Linked DNA regions of Homo sapiens: regions 2 and 3 are each linked to region 1. Evidence: chromatin contacts called from ENCODE Hi-C or POLR2A ChIA-PET data. All regions are on one chromosome and are shown on one strand. The core of a region is the stretch at or near the end of the contact, and the rest is flanking DNA. Distances in the headings are between cores, read along the strand shown.

What was found. A loop is a pair of places that touch in the nucleus more often than their neighbours do. ChIA-PET counts read pairs that join two places held with the same protein, here RNA polymerase II (POLR2A). Pooled maps may share reads with other maps.
Region 2: a map with no recorded cell type shows a loop between it and region 1 (16-fold over the local background). The contact joins two enhancer-like sites. A Hi-C loop is called at or near these places in 1 of 168 maps with a recorded cell type or tissue (GM12878), 13 of 37 single-sample maps with no recorded cell type and 12 of 50 pooled maps. POLR2A ChIA-PET finds 5 or more read pairs at or near these places in 3 of 52 experiments (GM12878, activated B cell and activated naive CD4-positive, alpha-beta T cell).
Region 3: a loop to region 1 is called in a pooled map, with 2.2 times the contacts of the local background. The contact joins two enhancer-like sites. A Hi-C loop is called at or near these places in 2 of 37 single-sample maps with no recorded cell type and 6 of 50 pooled maps. POLR2A ChIA-PET finds 5 or more read pairs at or near these places in 4 of 52 experiments (OCI-LY7, activated CD8-positive, alpha-beta memory T cell, activated T-cell and 1 more).

The regions. Positions count from the first base shown.
Region 1 is chr12:96,499,132-96,502,495 of GRCh38, forward strand. It overlaps CFAP54 (cilia and flagella associated protein 54), which reads left to right. Exons shown (of 68, transcript NM_001306084.2): 2 at 1,703-1,808. Among named protein-coding and RNA genes, the nearest start is that of CFAP54, 11 kb to the left of the region's middle. RefSeq lists an enhancer at 1,518-2,717. Within about 2 kb of position 2,085, at least 26 of the 41 ENCODE cell types and tissues checked have a DNase peak (open chromatin) inside an H3K27ac peak, as active enhancers do; they include GM12878, OCI-LY7 and endothelial cell of umbilical vein, where a contact is called at or near this core.
Region 2 is chr12:96,569,966-96,573,581 of GRCh38, forward strand. The region is part of intron 19 of CFAP54 (cilia and flagella associated protein 54); the gene reads left to right. Among named protein-coding and RNA genes, the nearest start is that of CFAP54, 82 kb to the left of the region's middle. Within about 2 kb of position 1,591, at least 2 of the 41 ENCODE cell types and tissues checked have a DNase peak (open chromatin) inside an H3K27ac peak, as active enhancers do; they include GM12878, where a contact is called at or near this core.
Region 3 is chr12:96,375,784-96,379,233 of GRCh38, forward strand. The region is part of intron 1 of CDK17 (cyclin dependent kinase 17); the gene reads right to left. Among named protein-coding and RNA genes, the nearest start is that of CDK17, 23 kb to the right of the region's middle. Within about 2 kb of position 1,853, at least 5 of the 41 ENCODE cell types and tissues checked have a DNase peak (open chromatin) inside an H3K27ac peak, as active enhancers do; they include OCI-LY7 and endothelial cell of umbilical vein, where a contact is called at or near this core.

The sequences.
Region 1 (3,364 bases), core at 835-3,334:
CTAATTTTTGTATTTTTAGTAGAGACGGGGTTTCACCATGTTCACCATGTTGGACAGGCTGGTCTCAAACTCCTGACCTCAAGTGATCCACCTTTCTTGGCCTCCCGAAGTGCTGGGATTACAGGCATGAGCCACTGTGCCTGGCCAACAACCTGATCTTAAAAATGGGCCAAAGACCTTAACAGACACCTCACCAAAGAAGACATACAGATGGCAAATAAACATATGAAAATATGCTCCACATCATATGTAATCAGGGGAATGCAAATTAAAGCAACAATAAGATACCCTACATGCCTATTAGGAAGGCTAAAATCTAGAACACCGACAACACCAAATGCCGGTAAGGATGTGGAGCAATGAAGTCTCTCATTGATTGCTGGTGGGAATGCAAAATAGTACAGCCACTTTGGAGGACAGGTGGTTTTTTACAAAATTAAACATATTCTTACCATAACATTCACCCCTTGTGCTCCTTGGTATTTACCCAAAGGAATTGAAAACTTATGTCCATATAAAAACCTGCACATCGGGCTGGGAGCGGTGGCTCATGCCTGTAATACTAGCACTTTGGGTGGCCTAGGCGGGTGGATTACCTGAGGTCAGGAGTTTGAGACCAGCCTGGCCCACATGGTGAAACCCTGTCTCTACTAAAAATACAACAATCAGCCAGGCATGGTGGTGCACGCCTGTAATCCCAGCTACTCGGGAGGCTGAGGAAGGAGAATTGCTTGAACCCCAGAGGTGGAGGTTGCAGTGAGCCAAGATCGTGCCACTGCACTCCAGCCTGTGTGACAGGAGCAAGACTCCATCTCAAAAACAAAACAAAACAAAACAAAACAAAACAAAACAAAAAAAACCGTGCGCATCAGTATTTCTAGCAGCCTTATTCATAATTGCCAAAACTTGTAAGCAACCAAGATGTCATTCAGCATGTGCGTGGATAAATAAACTGTAATGCATCCAGACAATGGGATATTATTCAGTGCTAAAAAGAAATGAGCTATCAAGCCATGAAAAGACATGGAGGAAACTTAGATGCATATTGCTAAGTGAAAGAAGCCAATCTGAAAAGGCTTCCTACTATATGATTCCAACTATGACATTTTGGAAAAGGCATGACTATGGAGACAGTAAAAATATCAGTGGTTAACAGAGATTAAGCGGGAAAGGAGGGATGAATAAGTGGAGCACGGAGGATTTTTAGGATAGTGAATCTACTCTCTGATATTTTCACAGTGGATAGACATTATATACATTTGTCCAAACTCATGGAATGGATGACACCAACAGTGAACCCTAAACTATGGACTTTGGGTGATAATGATGTGTCAATGTAGGTTCATCACAACAAAGGTACCATTCTAGTGGAGATGTTGATAATGGGGAGGGCTGTGCATGTTTGGGGGCACAGGGTATATATGGGAAATCTCAGAATCTTCTGCTCAATTCTGTTGTGAACTTAAAATTGCTCTATGAAGTAAAGTATCTAAAAAAAATATGTAAAGGGCTGCAATCAATGCTTGGTACATAGGAAGCAATAATTTTAACTGTAATTACATTTATTATTAATAATTGGACATTAACAATAAGGCACATTGGAAAGGCTTTAGCATAAGGTAAGTTTTAAAGGATTGCTTGCAAATTAATTGGGGTTTCCTGCAGACTTTGACAATGTCGTTTTATTTTATGATTTTTACAGTGCCACTTCTTTGTTTAATATCTGGACTAAATACGCCCCCAGGCTGCCAGCAGACTATTACAACGAAAAGCTTCTGAAGGTTGGAGATAGCCTTTGTCAAATGAAAGTAAGTGCCTCTGCAGGAAAGAGCCAAAAAGAAGTTCATTTGGCTAATTATTATTACAGTATTTAGTCTGATACCCTTCCTATTTTACATGTTTTGATTTTTCTCTTAGAAAAAAATAAATGAGTACATAAAAATTTTAATAAGGCACAGTAACCAAAAAAGTGTTGCTTTTTAATTTTGTAGTTGAGATTTCCCAGAGGTGAGACATTCCTGAACAGCCAGGCAGCTGGCTGTGGATGGGCAGGAGGGTGGCCGGGTTAACAGAGGGTGTGGTAGGCACACAACAGGAAATGCTGAATCATCGTGTTCCTACCTTATACAAAGGAGCCCAGACACCACTTCCTGTTGTTTTTCATATGGCTGGCCTTGCCCAGTGGTCAACCTTCAGGGCTCTTGGCCTTGCAGCTCTGTTGCTTGCTTCAGTGCCCTGTTTATTAAACTCTTTCAACTCTTTCTTAATGTTTTGCTGTATGTAATTATAACAGTCATTCCATACATACCCTGTTTCTTGCTCAGTATTGTATTCCAGAATGAGTTTGTGTCCTTCTTTTAGTTCTACCTGAATGTCTAGGGCTTGGAATGCTGTGGACCGGTGGACTTGGTTTGCTGAGACCACAGCATGGCTGGGTTTTCCATTAATGATCATGTGAGTTTCCCCCTTAAACTCTGGCCTAGGTCCAGATTATTCTAAGTTATGTGAACGTCAGACAATGGGATCTTAGGCCAGCCGTGGGCAGTGTTCAGTGTTTTCTCAATCTTCAGTTTCTCAACTTCATTTTTCCCCTCTCTGTTTTCTGGACTTTAATCCTCTTGGTCTGGGAGACAAATTTACCAAATAGAGGATATGAGTGGTGGAACTTCATAATGAAGAACTAAGATCTATTTTCTTCTGCCAAAACTAGAGAATAACCATAGTTCCACATAAATGGACCATGGGTCTTAGAAACTTGAAAATACAGGGCTTGGTAAGCTACAGAAAAGAAACCTGGGTGAGATTCAACTTGGAAGCTTTATTCATGTAAGTGGAATAAGAGTTTTGACAAGAATTACAAGATAGCCCCCTTTCCATCCTTACACTTTTCAGTATAAGAAGCTGGTAATACAAATAAAAAGCACAGTGTAGGGTTGTTTGAGAAATGTCTGTGTGGGTGGAGTGGATATTAGTGGAGGGAGGAGAGAGGTGTATGTTAGAAGCTGATAAAGCAAGTTAAAGATGGCTGGTAGCTAAGGATTCAGAATGTTTTAGATAGAAAGGCCTAGATAGGATATTTTAATATTTAATTAAAGGAACAAAGAAAAAGTTTTATCTACTTTTCACTGAAGGGAATGTTGGCCAGGCTGGGCATGGTGGCTCACACCTGTAATCCCAGAACTTTGGTAGGCTGAGGAGGGCAGATTGCTTGCTTGAGCCCAGGAGTTTGAGACAAGCCTGGGTAACATGGCGAAACACTGTCCCTAAAAAAAAAAAAAAAAAAAAAAAGGTATTTATAATTCTGAAAATGAACTTGTTACTTTGGTTTCTAGGCTCTATTTTTATTTTAGTTGTAGTAAAGATC
Region 2 (3,616 bases), core at 341-2,840, 70 kb after region 1:
TAAAAATTTATTTTTATTTTTATTTATTTATGAGACAGGGTCTTGCTCTGTCAGCCTGGCTGCAGTGCAGTGGTGTGTATGGCTCACTGCAGCCTCGACCTCCTGGGTTCAGCCATTCTCCTACCTCAGCCTCCTGAGTAGCTAGAACCACAGGCCCATGCTACCATGCCTGGCTGTTTGTATTTTTTTGTAAAGATGCGGTTTTGTCATGTTGCCCAGCATGGTCTCGAAATCCTGGGTTCAAGGGGTCCGCTTTCCTCAGTCTCCCAAAGTGCTGGGACTACAGGCATGAGCCACTGTGCCCAGCCTCAGCTCTTTGTAATTGTGTGCTCAAGTCTTTTTTTCTTTTCTTTTTTTTTTTTTTTAAATCAATGAGCCAACTTCTAATTCTGACCCCTCCTCTTATGAGGCCATGTTTTGACTCCCAGGCTTCAAACTGCTAACAGAATATTTAGCATATCTACATTTTGGATTTTTTTTCTCTTTTAAGTGATTTAAGGGTATTGCATAGGAAACTTAATCCAGGTTGCCTTTCCAAACTTCTTTTAACTTAGTTTATTAAGACAAGATAGCATAGTGGTTAGGAGTATAAGGATCTTGGATTAGAGTTCTGGTTCTACCAGTGATTAGCTGTATGACCTGTCAAGTTATTTATGCTCTCTTAAGATTCAATTTCTTCATCTGTGAAACAGGGATTCTTGGGAAGATTCAAGTAATGATGCATATAAAATGCTTAGTGTTCAGAACAGAGTAAGCAGTCAATAAATGTTAGCCATTATTATTATGATTACTCTGCTTTTCATTCAGTTTTGTCATATCAGAACTATTATTATTTCTCTTTCACTTTAAGCACTCTGAGACATTCTGTTTGAACTACTTTTTGGTGCTTTATATGTATTTTCCTCCATCAGACTACACATTTCTTTCTGTATTTTCTCTTAGATTTATCTTATTACTTGTATATTTTATTCTAAGCAATATTCCTTCTCAGGATTCTTGGATATGACTTAATCTACTTTTCATCTTTTTCTGCAATGTACATTATAATGTTGAGAACCCAGAATATACCTCAGGGAGGTCTACCAGATATGTAGGAAATATGGTACTTTATCATTCCAGTCCTGTGATAGTTGATTACATATGTCTTAGTCACACCCTCAAGATTCCATTGCATCTTTCCATTAGTGTTTTGCTGCACTGTGGGCATCAAGCCTGTGTCAAATGTATTTAACATCAATCTGTCCTCATAAGCATTGAGTAACTTCTGAAGAGAGGCAGGTTTCATTTTCTCTAAGGGAAACTATACGCAGAGAAATTTACATTCAGACAAAAATACTTTGGACTTCAATACTGTGGTTTTGGTGGCACATTGCAGTGGAAACCACCATTGAAAGAACACCTTAGAGCTTATTTTTATTGTGAGTTGGTGGGCAAGTCCCTTTCCATCGAGATTTCTTGGCTGAGTCCCCGTGATAGGTAAAGGCTTATTTCTTTTTTCAAAGTTACTGAACCTTTCTAATTTGCTAGGCACTGTGGTAGGTAGTATAAGATGTGAGGATATAGTTATTTTTCATTATTGATACGTCATGGAAAGTCTACTTCTTGACCTGTGATTAGAGAATGGTTTATCTAGGTTTTGCAATTGTAATAGGTTGGTGTTCTAGAGCACTGCTATTATAGACAACATTCAGGTCCATATTGATAACACTTTCTCATGACTAAGTAGTATTGGTTTCATGGGAATTTTTCCTTCTTGATTTTTTTTGGGGGATTTTCTGATGTTACTTCCCTTTTTTCTAGTTGAAGAACCCCTTTAAAAAGCCCCAGGCACTTTCTCATAAACAAAATCTTATTAGCAGCTCAATGAATTGGCTGCCTTAAATTAGGATTCTAGTTTTTAACTAGCCTTAGGGTTTGCCCTGAATTCTGTTATGGAATTTATCTGATTTACCTAAATCAAGGGCTTTGTTATAAACTTTTCTTTTGTCACCATTCACTTAAAACTTTAATACTTCTGTTAACCTATTTCAAATTGGGCCATGGGATCTGAGTTAGGGGTCTAAAGTTAAAATTGATCAAGAGCCAATCAGAACATTTTAAATATGCCATCTTAAAAGACACTGTAATAAAGATTACCCTTTTCTTTCATAATTTTGTGTGTCTTATATTCCAAACACATTGACTGAACTTAAAGAGATAAACAAAGCACTGTCCTTCCTGCCAAGACCAGTGTTTAGAGGGTGTGGACAGGCAAGTACAGAGGTAACATATTATGTAATACCTGCTAAAATAAAGATACTATGTAATGAAGGAAATGGCTTATTTAAATACATGGGCTATCTTGGAAGATGTCAGAGGAGGTGACATTTGTGTGGATCTTAAAGCAGAGAAGAGGACGTGAGATGCTCCAGAAAGAATGAAATGCGTGGGCAATTCTGAGGCGTGAAATAACAGCATTTTAGGGAATGAGTGATTTTTTTTTTTTATGGTTTCAGAGGTTAGGTTGAACAGAGAGGTAGGTATGAGAGAGAGAAAGAGTAGAAAGGGGGATAAGGCTAGAAAATGTAGTCATGATCAGAATGAAAAGGGCTTTGGAAAAGTTTGCACTTTATCTGGCAAGTATTAGAGGAGGCATTGAAGGACTAGAAGACTGGAGGTTGAAGAGACTAGAAAGAGACTGGGAGAAAGGCAGGAGGGAAAAGGAGATTTACTCACCTGAATCTGTGGTTCCCAGTTCTTGCTGTACTTTGGAATTATCCTTGGTGTTTGTAAATAATACAGATGTTCAAGCTCCACTCCTGGAGATTTCTATTTTGGGGTAGAAATGGAGCCTTCTGATTTTTAAATAAACTCCATAGATGATACTGATCAACAGCCCAGTTGAGAAATGTCTATGTTATAGCCATGGCAGAACACAGAAAGTTTTTTTTACCTCAGTTGGATTCATTGATGTGCAGAAAGAAGATGCAAGAATTAAGTCAGAAGGTGCTAGTGTTCAATTGGTTCACTGAATCAGGAACTACCAAGGCAAATTTTGAGATCAAATTTGGAGCCCAGAGAGGCTGGCTGGTCAGTGGAGATGGAGGTCAAAGGCAGTCTGCTTGACTATAAGGGCCAGTGGGCCAGTGCTGCTGGTATATTTTACAGGCTCCAGACATAATCCCGAGGAAGGATATGTCTCCAAATTTCCAAGGGAAGTGGGGGCATTGGTCTCCTTTCCTTGTTTTGCATAATTTTTCCTTAGGCTGATTTTGTCTGTTCTTATGTAACCTGAAATATCTTGGTCTCTACAGCCTGTGATGCGAATGAAGATACATTAATGTTTAATGTTCAAAATATAATAGCGTTTTATCTCCTTTTTGTTCAGGTAGGACTTTCTTCCCTCAAAGTTTTTCCACAGCTACCTGGGGAAATCCACTTATCTTTTCTGTCTCTGGCCTCTTCCTCATCAAGCCTCTCACCTTTTGTTACCCTTCAAGGGAGTCCTGTTCTGTGGTACATTCGTCCCCTCAGGGAGCCAAAGCTGCTCTGTTGTCTATGGAAGAGGGTGAAGAGGGAATGAGCCTCTGCCCAGCCCTGTGCTGATTGTGTGCTCTGGGCCTCACTGGCTCTTTTA
Region 3 (3,450 bases), core at 603-3,102, 120 kb before region 1:
GATCCACCTGCCTTGGCCTCCCAAACTGCTGGTATTACAGTGATCCTGACCTCTTTATTAAGCTGCAGACTCACCTATCCAACTGCCTACTTGGGCATGTCTGACACCTAATTGTTAAAGTCAGGCCTCATTCCCCAGGGGAAAAATTGAAAGTCAAACTATTCACCAAGAGAATGCATTGTCTTTGCAAATGAGCCTAAGAATCAGACTTTTTATAAATACATGTTCAAGTTTCTTGTGGTTCTAAATGGACACTGAGAACTGAAACTGTCTACACCAAGTTTACAATCTATATTAACTATCATTATACAGCTGTCTTCAACAACATGACTTTGCTATTCCAGGAAACTCCTGCTCAGGCAGATAAGAGCTACAAAAAACTTCATTGTTCATTTCAGGAACTTCCCAAAAAACCCATATAAACCAACATCAGACTATTCAATTTTTCAATAAATAGTAGCAAATGATTGTTCACTTTCTAAGACACTGAAAAAGCTTACCTCAAAACTCTTACCTTGGTATGTCTGTCCAATCAAACTATTATATCATGATCCTCACCTAATTCTAATAAAGCTTTGAAATACTTAAACCAGACTCCAAAACATCAATAATAAACACTCCAACTTTGATGTTCCTTTCTGGTTTGCCATTCTTATCAACACCCACATGGCCCCCTACAAATGCTTATAAGCAATATACTCAACAGATAATTTTTGGTGGTATTTTCCAGCAGCCAAAATTCCGCAGTACCACCAGACAGCTTCCCAAATGTCTGTTACAAGCTCAGTTCAGTGACACTAGTCTCATCACAAGCAATGTGGGGAAAATATTAATACTGTTATAAAAGGTTAAGATAAATCATCACCCTATATTAGGCAGTATCCACTGACACTACTGGCCAGTTTCTTAATGAGTTAAAACAGCAAACTGGCCTACTAATTAAACTTCTGAAGATTATAAAATAGAGTTTAGTAATCAGAGGACCATAAAACCAGTAGGAGTTCTAAGGAAGATGAGAAACAGATCACAGACAGGTTTAATAATCTAAAAAGGAATCCTATAAGAAACAGGATAAGGAAAAAACCAATTGATACATGAATAATCCACAATACTGATAATCAGTAGAAAAAATACTACAAAATATACAATTTAACAGTGAAAAGAAACTCTAAAGGAGTTTCCATTTACTATAATAATCATGATCAGTAATCAGAAAGTTGAGACTTCTTACTGAGAGTAAATGCCTAAGTATTTCTTTTACTATAAGTCATCTGAATCACCTATATGGCCACAACCATGCTGATGCAGGTATAACCAGAAAGCAAGGGGTAAGCATTTAAAATGCCTCAAAGATTGAGAGGAACTGAAGGATCCAAATTTTAAAATCCAAATGTGAAAAACACAACCACAAGTATTAGAAGAAAATGTGGATGAACTTCCTTATAACCTTGGAATGGTGAAGACTTTTCTAAATATATTTCAAAATCCAAAAACATAAAAGAAAAAATTACTTCACCATATAAAAGTCGAAAGTTATGCATGAAAAAACATAATCTAAAATATACATATTTGCAACCCACATCACAAATAAAGGGCTAATCTCCCAACAGAAAATTCCTGAAAACAAAGACCAATGACCTAAGAGAAAAATAAAGGACATGAGAATTCAAAGAAGGGAAAAAACGTAAAATGCCCCTTAAACATATGAAAAAATGTCCAATGTCATTGATAATGAGAAAAATACAATAACCTGAGTTAAACCAGTTCTCATCTATCAAATGCAAAACTCAAAAAGTCTGACAACACATTCAGTTGCTGAGGTTATGGGAAACAGGCCTGTTGCACATTTAGGTGGTAGTACAAAATGGCAATCTGGCAGCATCAGAATTACAGAAGCAGTTTTTTTTTTTCGTTTTTTTTTTTTTTTTGAGATGGAGTCTCGCTCTGTCGCCCAGGCTGGAGTGCAGTGGTGCGATCTCGGCTCACTGCAAGCTCCCCCTCCCGGGTTCACGCCATTCTCCTGCCTCAGCCTCCCAAGTAGCTGAGACTACAGGCGCCCGCCACTACGCCCAGCTAATTTTTTGTATTTTTAGTAGAGACAGGGTTTCACCGTGTTAGCCAGGATGGTCTTGATCTCCTGACCTCGTGATCCGCCCACCTTGGCCTCCCAAAGTGCTGGGATTACAGGCGTGAGCCACTGCGCCCGGCCCAGAAGCAGTTTTTTAAAAGTGAACTTTTAGTATCGTTTTAGATTTACAGAAAAATAGTAAAGAGTTCCCTTAAACCACACACTCAGTTTCCGCTAGTAAGATCTTACATTAGTATGGTACTTATTGGCAGGAAGTCACCTCATGTAGCTCACACTTGAAAGGTGGGGAGTTGTATTATACTTCCTTGAGGGCTGTGTATCTAATTATGCACAGATTTGTCTATTCTTCCCCCATTTATTTATTTAGTCAGTCATTTACTTCTATCAGCATGAACTCATGGATATTATTTTATACTTTGGGTTATAATTCAATATTACTTTTTTGTTGCTCAAATTATTCCAGTATTGGCTACTGGGAACTCTTTCAGTTGGCTGTGTCCCTTTGACATAACTCATTCGTGTTTTTGTTTGAATAGTTCCTTCCTTTCCAGCACTACAAGATACTCCAGGTTGATCTTACAGTTTTATTAGCTGCCCCAGTCCTAGAATCAGCCATTTCTCCACAAAGGCCTGGTTCCTTTTACTGGAGAATGGTGTTAGAAACCAAGATCTGGGCACCAGGTGTGCTCACTGCTACAGGGATATTGTTGCTTCTAGGTTCTCTCAGCTGACAGTGGAAGAAAATACTTGACCTAAAGATCTACAATTGCTTGTTCAAATAGAAAATGTTACATGTATATTGTTATTCATTTGGCATTGTAACAGCAAAAAATAGAAAACAACCCAAATAGCCACAAAGGATTGAGTGACTAAACTACGGTACATCTACATAAGAAAATACTATGAAGCTATTAAAAATAAAGATCTTTATCTAGATATGGAAAGATCTCCAGAATAAAATACACATTTGTTTGTAACTACAAAAGGAAAACACTGGAAGGATAAACAGGATACCAAAAAGTGTGGAAGGAAAATAAAGTAGCAAGCAAAGGAAGAAATAAGACTTCGTGTACATCTTTCTACATACTTGAGTTTTATCTATCCCAAAAAAATAAGTTTAATTTTAAAAAGAACTTAAAATGGTTATAATAGTGGAAGAATCTGAAGGTTCAAATACTAAGAAAGAAAAAGATATTAATTTCTGAAGCATAAATACATACTATGAGACAGAGTAGCTCAAACCTAGGGACAATTATGTACCAAAAAAATCTAAATTTAGTAAAATGGAGGTATTTCAAGTCAAACTCAGTTGAATTTAAAGTGCTGAAATGCAGTACAGCTGCTAAAATTAACATATTATC